Regions from separate parts of the Homo sapiens genome. Here region 2 is linked to region 1. The links are chromatin contacts, found by Hi-C in ENCODE. All regions are on one chromosome and are shown on one strand. Each heading gives the region's core, a stretch centred on a gene start or an enhancer-like site at or near the end of the contact. The rest is flanking DNA. Distances are from core to core; before and after follow the strand shown. Region 1 holds the start of LINC02519 (long intergenic non-protein coding RNA 2519). Region 2 has its middle 64 kb from the start of LINC02519.

What was found. A loop is a pair of places that touch in the nucleus more often than their neighbours do.
Region 2: a loop to region 1 is called in a map of astrocyte of the cerebellum, with 8 times the contacts of the local background. The contact joins the enhancer-like site here to the promoter of LINC02519 in region 1. A Hi-C loop is called at or near these places in 2 of 168 maps with a recorded cell type or tissue (PC-9 and astrocyte of the cerebellum).

Annotation. Positions count from the first base shown.
Region 1 is chr6:169,385,345-169,390,508 of GRCh38, reverse strand. It overlaps LINC02519 (long intergenic non-protein coding RNA 2519), which reads left to right and starts at 2,103. Exons shown (of 2, transcript NR_187217.1): 1 at 2,103-2,308.
Region 2 is chr6:169,449,895-169,455,058 of GRCh38, reverse strand. It overlaps a transcript of WDR27 not described here. Among named protein-coding and RNA genes, the nearest start is that of LINC02519, 64 kb to the right of the region's middle. RefSeq lists enhancers at 4,265-5,138, 5,139-5,164. Within about 2 kb of position 2,903, at least 23 of the 41 ENCODE cell types and tissues checked have a DNase peak (open chromatin) inside an H3K27ac peak, as active enhancers do.

The DNA of each region.
Region 1 (5,164 bases), core at 854-3,353:
AACAGCACCCTCCTGTCAGCAGGAAGCAGTGAAGACTGGTCTTTGTCCTTATCCTCATCCTTATCCGAATGGCACTTAGATGTACTTCTTTAGAAATTGGGCATGACAGCAGCAGGAGGCAGCCAATGCCCAGGCAGATGGGGTGGGTCCCCAGTGAAACCCCACCTCCAAGCAAAAGACAGTTTAAAGCCTGAAAGCCAAGCTACAGGTTAAATCTTTGGATCAGATTGAGAACTTGTCTTCCTGTTTGGCACGCTTTCCTCTGATTGGTCCCCACCCTTCACCTATTTTACATTTACCTACCCTTTCCTAATTGGTTTTTCTATGCTGTCATGCCCACCTTTGAGTGGTGTCTTCCTTTAACCTTTTTTGGATTCTCACAAACCAATCAGCATTCACTCCCCATTCTGAGTCCATAAAAGGCCCCGGACCCAGCCATATGGAGGAACTTACCCACCTTGGGTAGGAAGACCAACCCCACATCCCCCCTCTACTGAGAGTTATTTTCAGCACTCAATAATATTCTTTTCTGCCCTTCTCATCCTTCAATGTGCAGAGTATCCTCATTCTTCTTGGGCATGGTACAAGAACTCAGGAACCACCAAACATGATACAAGCTATAACACAGGCCAGTTGGGGCATGCCAGCATGGCCGAGTGGGACCCAGGTGGAGCACTGCCAGCTGGGGCTCCCTGCTCTGCAACGTGACTGAGAATAAAAATCCTACATTGGTTTTACGTAACAGAAGGTGAACATCTGATAAGAAAGGGTGACAAAAGGAAAAGTCAACCATGCAGATGTCTCTGGGTATGTGGGGGAGTGACTGGTCTCACCTTGACTTTATTCTGCACCTGGGCAGGTGGGTTTGTAATTGACACGACCAGTGTGCAACTGAACAGACTTTAGTTTTAGGAGCTGGACTTAGACTGCAGTCCTAAAGTTTCAATTGGCCTGTCCTCATTCATGAGAGGCCAGCAGAGAATTCACGCAGGGATCATCTGTGTGGGCAGCTTTTCCAGATGCCTGAGGCCTTTCCCATTCTCTTTGGGTCTGGCTGATACATGATGTTAGTGACAGTCAATTCATTTGGAAGAGGGAGTGCAATGACTTTCCCTTTTGCATAAGAAGTTTTGGGGGTACTGAGATTTTTAGTTTCCTTTACAAGACCTTCCCGCAAATAAGTACAAGAGGACCCAGAGTGTGGGGTGTCTGGCTGTCTGAGCAGTTGGGCCACTGACGCTGAGGACAATGTGAGAAAGCCTGTCCTGGTGGAAGGGAGAGCAAAGGTGGAGAGAAAGGAAGCTCCATGTTAGTTTTTGAAACACACCACAGCTGAAGGTCAGTCCCCAAAGCTGGTTATGGTTGAAAGGGAGGAAAAGCTGCTCCCACGTGGCTCTGGCTGAGGCTTCCGAGACTCTGCAGGTGGGGGCCGTCTGTCTTCCCCAGGTGGGAGCTACTTCTTTTTAGAAGCAGGCTCCACGGCGGTTTTCAGGTGTGGCCTTGCCCAGCGTCCCGATGTTTTGCTTCCTGCCTGGCCTCGGCGCTCTTTGATGACCTCCTCTTGCCACACACTGTGGTCTCCATAGGCTGCCCACTGCTGATCCGAGGCTGGTGGCCCCCAGCACACGTGGGTTTCTGAGGAACACGCTGAGACTCTCGGGCCATGCCGTGACACAGGGGAGACAGCGTCTGCTCTTTTTCCATTTTTGTTCGTTTTCAGTGCTCTGACCCTCAGGAAGCCCACTTAAGCATCCCAGAATCCAGACGGCCGTGAACAAAGCTGCTGTGGTTTGGGGCTGCAAAACTGGCCCACAGCCCACCTGGATAACTGAATCGAACATGCCTCAGCCGCCCTCACCACAGGCACCATCCCCCTCACAGAAGTTTGATGTCTGATCATTCAGCACTGGCTGAGCCTCAGAGCTAAAATGGAAAATGCATTTTATGAGCAGATAACACATTTTTGGAATGGCTACTTTAAACATTGTGGATACAGATTCACAGAGACTATTTTTAGATGAATTATTTCTTCTATTTACCATACTGATTTGCTGGAAGAAAGAAAAACAATATTTTAAAAAGGGAAAACATTCTTTAAAAGCAGTGACTCTAAATTTCCCCTGAAGAGCAAAATGCTGTCTGTGTCTCACTCAATGTGGTGGCTGCTACAGGAGGATCTTCCCAGGCCTTCTCAGGGAATTCCCATCAGGATCACAGGAATGGTACCTGGCAGACACAACCCAGTCTGCACCTTCCATGGGCCACAGCTGATGGTACGAGGAGAGGTGTGACATCTGCCTGACCTCAGGTAAGTGGTCAGGTTATTCCCCCTGAGAACTTGGAGCTGAGACCAAGGACTGAGAAGCTGTCGTGGGAGTGGGGAACCGGCTACAGGGTGCCACAGGGACAAGAGGAGGGAACAGCAGCAGCAAAGCACGCAGCGTGGAGAGGCAAAGACAACATAGAGATGAAAGGGCCCAGGTGTGCTCCTCATTTGGGTGGCATCAGTTGCCCTCACATCCTTAGAATAAATGTCCCATTTTTTAATTCCAGTGTAAGTGGGTTGCTGACATTAAAAACTGAAATGCGTGACTGAGGCAGGTCTCATCACCGAGGTTTGTTATGCCAGCTTTAGGGCACTTCCAGGACAGGAGCCACACACACATCTGTGCGTTTTTTGAGGGGTTTTCGGGGGGTTAGTGCCGATCTATTTCCTAATGAGAGGAGCCCTGTAGGCAGAGAGGCAGGTAGGTGGTGAGGGGAAGGGTTGCATTCCTGTGAGACCTTAGTTCATGCCCAGCAAATCCATGTTTTACATAAGAGAAGGTGATGAGGAAGGAGGACTCCAGGAAGATGTGTCTGGGTAGGTGGGGGAGTGACTGATCTCACCTTGACTTTGTTCTGCACCTGGGTAGGTGGGCTTAAAATTGACACGGCTGGTGTGGAATTGAACAAACTTGAGTTTCAGGAACTGGACTGAGATTACAGTCCTGAAGTCACAATTGGTCTGTCCGTGTTCATGGGGGGCCAGCAGAGCATTTGCTCAGGGATGGCCTGTGAGGGCAGTGATTTGGAGACAACTGAGGCCTTTCCCCCATTCGTGGGGTCTGGCTGCTGCATGAGCCTGGTGACAGCTGTTCCTTTGGAGGCCGGAGTTGTGTGCCTCGGCCGCCAGGCTTAACTTTCCGTTTCTCATAAGGAGTTCAGGGGTCCTGTGATTTTTTATTTTTCTTTACTCTATTTCTTACAACCAAATAAACTTCCTTATATGCCTACATCATAAATATTAGATGTTAGAAATTCACAGGTAATTTCCCTTGGACTGGAATTTGGGCTCATGGTTGGAAAACCCGGAGTCCTCTTTCCAGGTCCGTTCTCAGCCCCTGGCTCCTTCCTGTGCCTGTCTCTGTTCTGTGCTGGGGCTGAACGGGTTTCTAGCCTCGCAGGCTAACACAGGGGGCTCGAACTGCTTGATCCCGCATTCTGGGGTGTTGAGGTTCCTGTTGTCTCTCCTTGTCTAACTTTCTGTCTCTCAGAGATTAAAAAGCTGGGATCATCTCTCTCTGCACTTCAGAACGCCACAGGATTTGGGCGGAGAGGCCGCACAGGGAGTTTCTAGAAGGGAGCAGGGCTCAGCTCACTCAGCACCCTCTGCACCAGCTCTCACTGCGACTCTTAACCCGGATGAGCCACGTGTCTTTGCTATGGGGGTTTAGAGCTGCGAGAGGTCCTAGAATTCTATGGCTTCTGCATTTTTGGTGAGCAAACCAAAGCTTTGAGAGGATACGTTAATTCCCTGAGTTACAGAACTAATTAAGAACAGATTCTGGGACTAAAACTCAGTTTGCCTGAGTCCTAGCCCCAGGGCCCTTCGCGGTCTTCACTATCTTCAGCCGCGTTTGGAATGTACGTCCTGTCCTGGGCTTCACGGATGCTGCTTCTCACTCATCCTGAGCCTTTGCTTGGAGTCTGTCCCGAGCTGCTCGGCATCGTTAGGACAGCAGGGGATCCATGCCTTTTCTGGCGATGGAAGTCAGTCAGCAGTTTCTGCAAGTTTTTCTCTAACTCAGCCACAGGCCATTTCTTTCTTCTGGACTGTAGAAAATAATTACAGTTGCTCTATTTTTTGTGTCCTTTCTTTCTCCTCTCTGATTTAAAGAAAAACACACAAGATGTTACGTCTAACCATGACTCAAAGCCAGGACATGGCTGTGTTAGCAACCTGAGTCCCCAAATTTGTTCAATCAGAAGAAATTGCTTAATCTGTATTATTGATTTATTATTCATTTGCTTGTTTTTGTTTGGCAAAGCTTGTGCTTGTTATGACAATTGAGAAAGTACTAAATTTGGGCTTGAGGTGTTTGTTCAAATAAGCCATGCTGTTTCAAATGTTTCCGACCTCCAAAAGACTGAGAGAATTTCCACAAATAATGGAGCCAAATGAGCCAAATGTGAGAACAACCGCTTGGTGGTCTACTCAGACTTCGCTTCCTAAAAACGCAGCAACTTACCAACCTGAAAGAAGTAACCTGCTCTCAGGGGCTTGGAGGAGCCTCCAGAGGATGGACTGGCAGCCATGCACACGCCAGTGCTGCTTTTGAGAGTCTTCTGTCATCCACTCAGAGACAGCTATGCCAGGAAGATGAAACCAGGAGATGTGTATGAGAGTGTGTGTGTGTGCACACTGTGTGTGTGAGTGCAAGTGTGCATGTGAGAATGTGTGCATGGGCAGACGATGTGTGTGCATGTGTGAATGTTAGAATGCGTACATCTGCTGTGTGTAAGCGCATGTGCACATGTGCATGTTTTGTGTGAGTGTGTGTATGTGAGTGTGTGCATGTCGTGTGTGAGTGCGCGTGTTGCCGTGTGTGTGTGCATGTTGTGCATGTGAGTGTATACATGTGCACACCATGTGTGTGGGTGCATATGTGCATGTATATGCCTTGTGTGTGCATGTTGTGTGAGAGCATGTGCATGTGCATACCATGTGTGAGTGCATTTGTGCATGTGTATGCCATTTGTATGTGTATGTGAGAGTGTGTGTGCATGCCATGTGTGAGTGCATGTGTGCATGTGTATGCTGTGTGTGTGAGTGTGTGAGTGTGTGCATGCCACGTGTGCAAGTGCATGTGTGCATGTGTATGGCATGTGTGTGTCCATGTTG
Region 2 (5,164 bases), core at 1,654-4,153, 64 kb before region 1:
GCTCAGGTCTCAAGGAAAGTCCAGGTTCAGACACTAGGCCGGGTCGCCTGGTACCAGAGCCCGCAGTCTTTGCTCACCCATGCCCCAGGACAGCTTTCTTGATCTGTGGTGGTCCTGCTTCACCAACCGAGTGGACACAGGCTGGTGAGGAGCCCACGGCTGGGCACACACCTGTGGACAAGTGCTGTCCACCTGCAGCCCTGGCAGCCCAGCCATGGATGTGCAGGGGAGGAAGGATGAGCCCCGGCTCTGTCTAGCCTGCTGTCTCCGTGATTACAGGCTGTGAAGATTCCTTCTGGTGCTTGCGTGATAAGATGATTCATATCATGTGGCACATGTCATGGGGCTTGCACAACTTTGGCAAGTCCATGTTCTTTAGACAACAAAGCAAGAATGTGATCGTGGTCCCAAGTCTGGCCACCAAGGGGGGTGGTCTGAACATGCTGGAATAAACAATATCTGTTCGTTTTTGACATTCTGTTTAAGGCATTCTTTGCAGATGTGGGAGCTCATTCTTTTTCCTTAGCTTAAAGAAAACTGTGTGTATTTCAGACTTATTGAAGGAGGACGCCTGGGTGTTTTCAGAGTAAAGGTGCTGTTATCACTGTTTGGCAAATGATTGGCTACTTAATGGAGAAAAAGATAACCTGTGTGAGTCATGTACCCACATGCAGGTCAAGCAGCCTGGAGGAACCAGGTGGCAGCACCAACTCACCGTTTGACAGGACCACCAAGAAATCTTTCTCAGATACCTAGCAGATATCTCCGTGGTGATAAGACTAGACTGAGCCATACCCAATGACCAACATGCAAATGGTTTTGAATAGCAATTTCATATAGCTCACACAAATATGTTTTTCCAAAAAGGGAGCAGAATATAAAATCCTGCCTCCTCTCTTTTATTTCTCTCATTTCTTTTCTCCTTTCTGACAAAAATTTATTTAGTGCCAACTTTGATTCAGGTCGTCATTAGGAATAATGTAATCAATTTCTTTTTTTCTGTATGTTCCCAACTTAATTTTATTTTTACTGTTATTGTAGCATTAACATACTCTCAGAACACACTGCAGCTGCCAACCCAAAAGAGATGGTTCATGAAAGTATTGTGCACCATGGAGAGCTAATCCAAATTTTATTTTTTTGTCTGAGATAGTTCTCCAGTGGACAGCTGACAGTTAATGTTGGTGATCTGCTTTGTGTTTAGGTTATAAGTCCCTTGGGGTGTGAAATTACCTTAAGCTATGAAATTATCTTACATTTAATGAGCCCAAATTCTTACTAATCTGTATCATATTCAGTAACGTATTTGGACTTTTCAACAGAGAATTTAAGAAATGATACAATTTAATGCCTATTTTTGTCACATAAGAGGCCAAAGATTCCAGATGGTTAACATTTTAATTGAAGTTAACATGGAAGATAAATGAAACAAGCTTGACTGGTCAGTAGAAATTAGGTTCTCTGCAATTTTGAAGGTGAAGAGAAAATTGAACTGTCACTAACATGAGGACTTCAAAAGGAATAGTGGGACAACCCAGGAGAGAAAGCGTGGGACTCCCAGAGATGGAGGCTGAGGCAATGTGTCCCAGCATGTGAGCGGCAGGCTTGGATGTGGATTCCCTCCATGTAGCAACAGCACGAACCAGCCCTAGACTTACTCTTTTTTTTTTCCCAACGGATGACCTGGACATTCTGAAGTTGCATTAATAGCAAGTTTATATTCCTAATATAAATACATCTCCTCTGAGTCTTGGAAAATGGGATCAACTTAATTGTCTCCACATGTATGCTCTGGGGAGCCTGGTCCTCACTGAACCCCAGTTACAAAACCTACAGCAAATTTTTGTCCAGATCACTGTCCATCCAGCTTGCCGTGTTCTGGAGGAAGATGTTTTGTTTTATAGTTTGTGCTATAGTCATGAGAACAAGCAGCTTGTGTTCTATATCTTCTTACTTTTTGAAGCAAGTGTGCTGGGTACTGTTCACGCTGATCAGCCCTAGGCCTGGGGGCCGTGCCCTTGCAGCCACTCTGAAGCCAGTGCCCAGCCTTGTGCCTGGGAGACCAGGGAGGCTGGGGAGGGAGGCCGGGGAAGCTGACTGCACGGCAGCTGAGGTCACAGCTGCTTGTGGAGAGAAGCTTCAAGTTGACATCACTGTGAGCTAAAACCGTGGCTACCCTCCGGATAACAAAGCAAGCTATTGGCAGGAAGAAAGGGAAAATTACGAAAATTAAACAAGGCAAGCATTAATGCCATATTGCCTTTTCTCTCTGAAATGCAAGATTTGGCAAAGCCAATTTCCACATTTGGCCGTGGCCTCTCAGGCTTCTGTGCCATCCCCGTGGAACGTGGTGCTGATCCTGGGTCTCCCCTCTCCAGCCCTGGCTTTGTCCACTTTGCCCCTCCTGGGCTCCGCCTTGCCCTCCTCCTGCGGCTGCCATGCCCGTCCTGAACTCAGCTCCTCTCTGACCCCACGCACGGCTCCTCTCTGACCCCACGCACGGCTCCTCTCTGACCCCACGCACGGCTCCTCTCTGACCCCACGCACGGCTCCTCTCTGACCCCACGTCCGGGGCTGCGTCCCGCCTCGGCTGCTCTCACTGCAGCCGTTTCTTCACAGGGTGATCCTCACAGAAACACTCAAAGCCTTCTGTTACGTACAAAGGACCGCGTGTCAGTAATCTACAGCCATTTACCAGTTACCAAGAAAACACGGACGTTTCCACTAAAAATCGCAAACGTTTCTTTCAAGCAAGGAGCGCCCTGCGCCAGAGGCTGTGGGAGGAGTGAGGAGTCTGGGTTCGTTCCAGCCGCAGTGAGTAAGGCGTGGGTGACTCCGAGCATTGCAGAGGCATGAGGAAACGAAAACAAAACCTGCCGAAGTGGGGCCTTACTGACTTATCTTCCACTGTGAAATAAATAAAATAATGTTTTTCTTTCAAAGATGTGGAACAAATCCATGCAGTTTGCTGTGGTTGTTTTAAAACAAACTAGAATTTTAAAAACATTTTGGAATAGCTAAGTTGACCATCTTGTCTCCATAAATGGAGAAAAATATTTTGCTCTTCAAAAGACAGCATTAGGAAACAATAAGTAGACCACAGAATGGGAGAAAATATTTACAATATTATATCAGCCAAAAGACGTGTGTTAAGATAATATTTAAAAAAACACAGTTTATAATAAAAAGCAATAAAAAATGAGCAAAATATTTGACTAGGCACTTTAAGAAAGAAGACACATATATGACAATATGAAAGAAAAAATTTCTCAGTATTATTCCTCATTAGGAAAATGCAAATTAAAACCAAAACGAGATGTCTCTACACATTCACTAGAACAATATCAATAACTTAAACATATTGACAATACCAAACGTTGACAAGGATGTGGTTCAGTGGAAACTTTTAAATTCTGCTGACAGAGTGTAAAACGGTATAGTTTGGAAATATGTTCGGGAGTTTCTGAAAAAGTTAAACATACATTTACTCATGTCTAAGCAATTCAACTTCTAGGTACTTATCTATGAGAAATGAATATACATGTCCACAAACACCTTTGTAAACCAAAAAGTATCTGAGACAAGTCTCAATAAATTTAGAAAGTTATTTTGCCAAGGTTGAGGACGTGCCGTGACACAGCCTCAGGAGGTCCTGGTGATGGTGGTCGGGGAACAGCTTGGTTTTATACATTTTAGGGAGACATGAGACATCAATCATTATATGTATGATGTACATTGGTTCTATCTGGAAAGACAGGACAAGTCAAAGCGCGCAGGGGGCTTCCAGGTTGTAGGTAGATAAGAGACAAATGGCTGCATTCTTTTAAGTTTCTGATTAGCCTTTCACCGAATGCACAATTTACTGGAATAGTTACGTATGCCTTAGTCTGGCTGGGTGAAACAACAGGGCGGAGGAAGCATTCCGATCTGTGTTTGTCTCATGTGAGCGGAGGGATGATTGAGTTCTGTCTGTCCTTGTTCCACAAGGAAGTTCCTTGTGAGCAAATTGTGAGGGAGGAACAGCGTTTTTATCTTTGTAGCTATCTTATTTAGGAATAGGATGGGAGGCAGCTCCCAGCTTGACTTTCCCCTTTGTTTAGTGATTGATTTATTTTCCTTTCATACCTAATATGAGACTGTTCATAGGAGCTTCATTCACAGCAGGCGGAAGCACTCATCTGGTGTCTATCCAGTGTGGATAGATGGTGGTGTTCCATGCAGTAGAATTTTCCTCAGCAACACCAAGGAGCAAACCGCTGATCCTAGCAGAGACACGCTGGATCTCGGGACCGCTACGCTGAGTGGAAGACACCAGATGGAAAAGGGTGCCTGCTCTGTGACCCAGATTCTATGAAGTCTCTAGACTCACTCAAACCACCTCTGACTAAAGAAGCCAGACCCAGTGTACTCTGGGGCCTGCCTGGATGGGGCAGAGACGTTCTGTGGGGTGATGGGTGAGCTCTGTCATCCTGGGGGGCTCCCTGAGCACGTGCCATGTATGTGAATGATATCTCAATACATTTCCCTTAAACGGGAGAGGCACACCCTGTCTGCACATTTCCAGCAGTGGTGGTTGGGTGAGGGCCGTGACAGGCAGCTCAGCTGTAGAACTGTGGCCTCGCTCCTGTGCAATTCCGTTCATTTACTCATTCAACAGTATCTTTAGAGCAGCCACTGAGTTCCAGGCTCCGTCTGGCACTTGGGAAGCAGCAGTGAACAAAGGAATGAAACCCGGAGCTGGCATTCCCGCGAGTCTGCAGAGGCAGCTTCCTCCAGGGCTCCCTGCTGCCTGGGGCTGCAGCCTCCTCTCTCCAGGGGATTTGGCACCACCAAAGCTCCCCGCTGGCAGCTGTCGGACTCCTTCATGCAGAGCAGAGCGGTGCCCATGACGCTGTTGCTCCCCAGTCTTCGTAATGATGATGTAGTTTCCTTAAAGTCCTAGACTCAAAAGTGGGAAAGGGTCAGAGGCCATATCTCTAATTTCATTGGTATAATTGCAAAAGAATAGATTTTGGTGAGTGTGACTTCTGGAAGAAAGGTAATAAATTAAAATATACAAAGAAAATTTTAAAATATTGAGTAATTATTCACCCCAAATAGTCAAGCACCATATTAAGCTTCTTAAATTATGGTGCTGGCTTCTTTCTCGCTCTGTTGCTCAAAT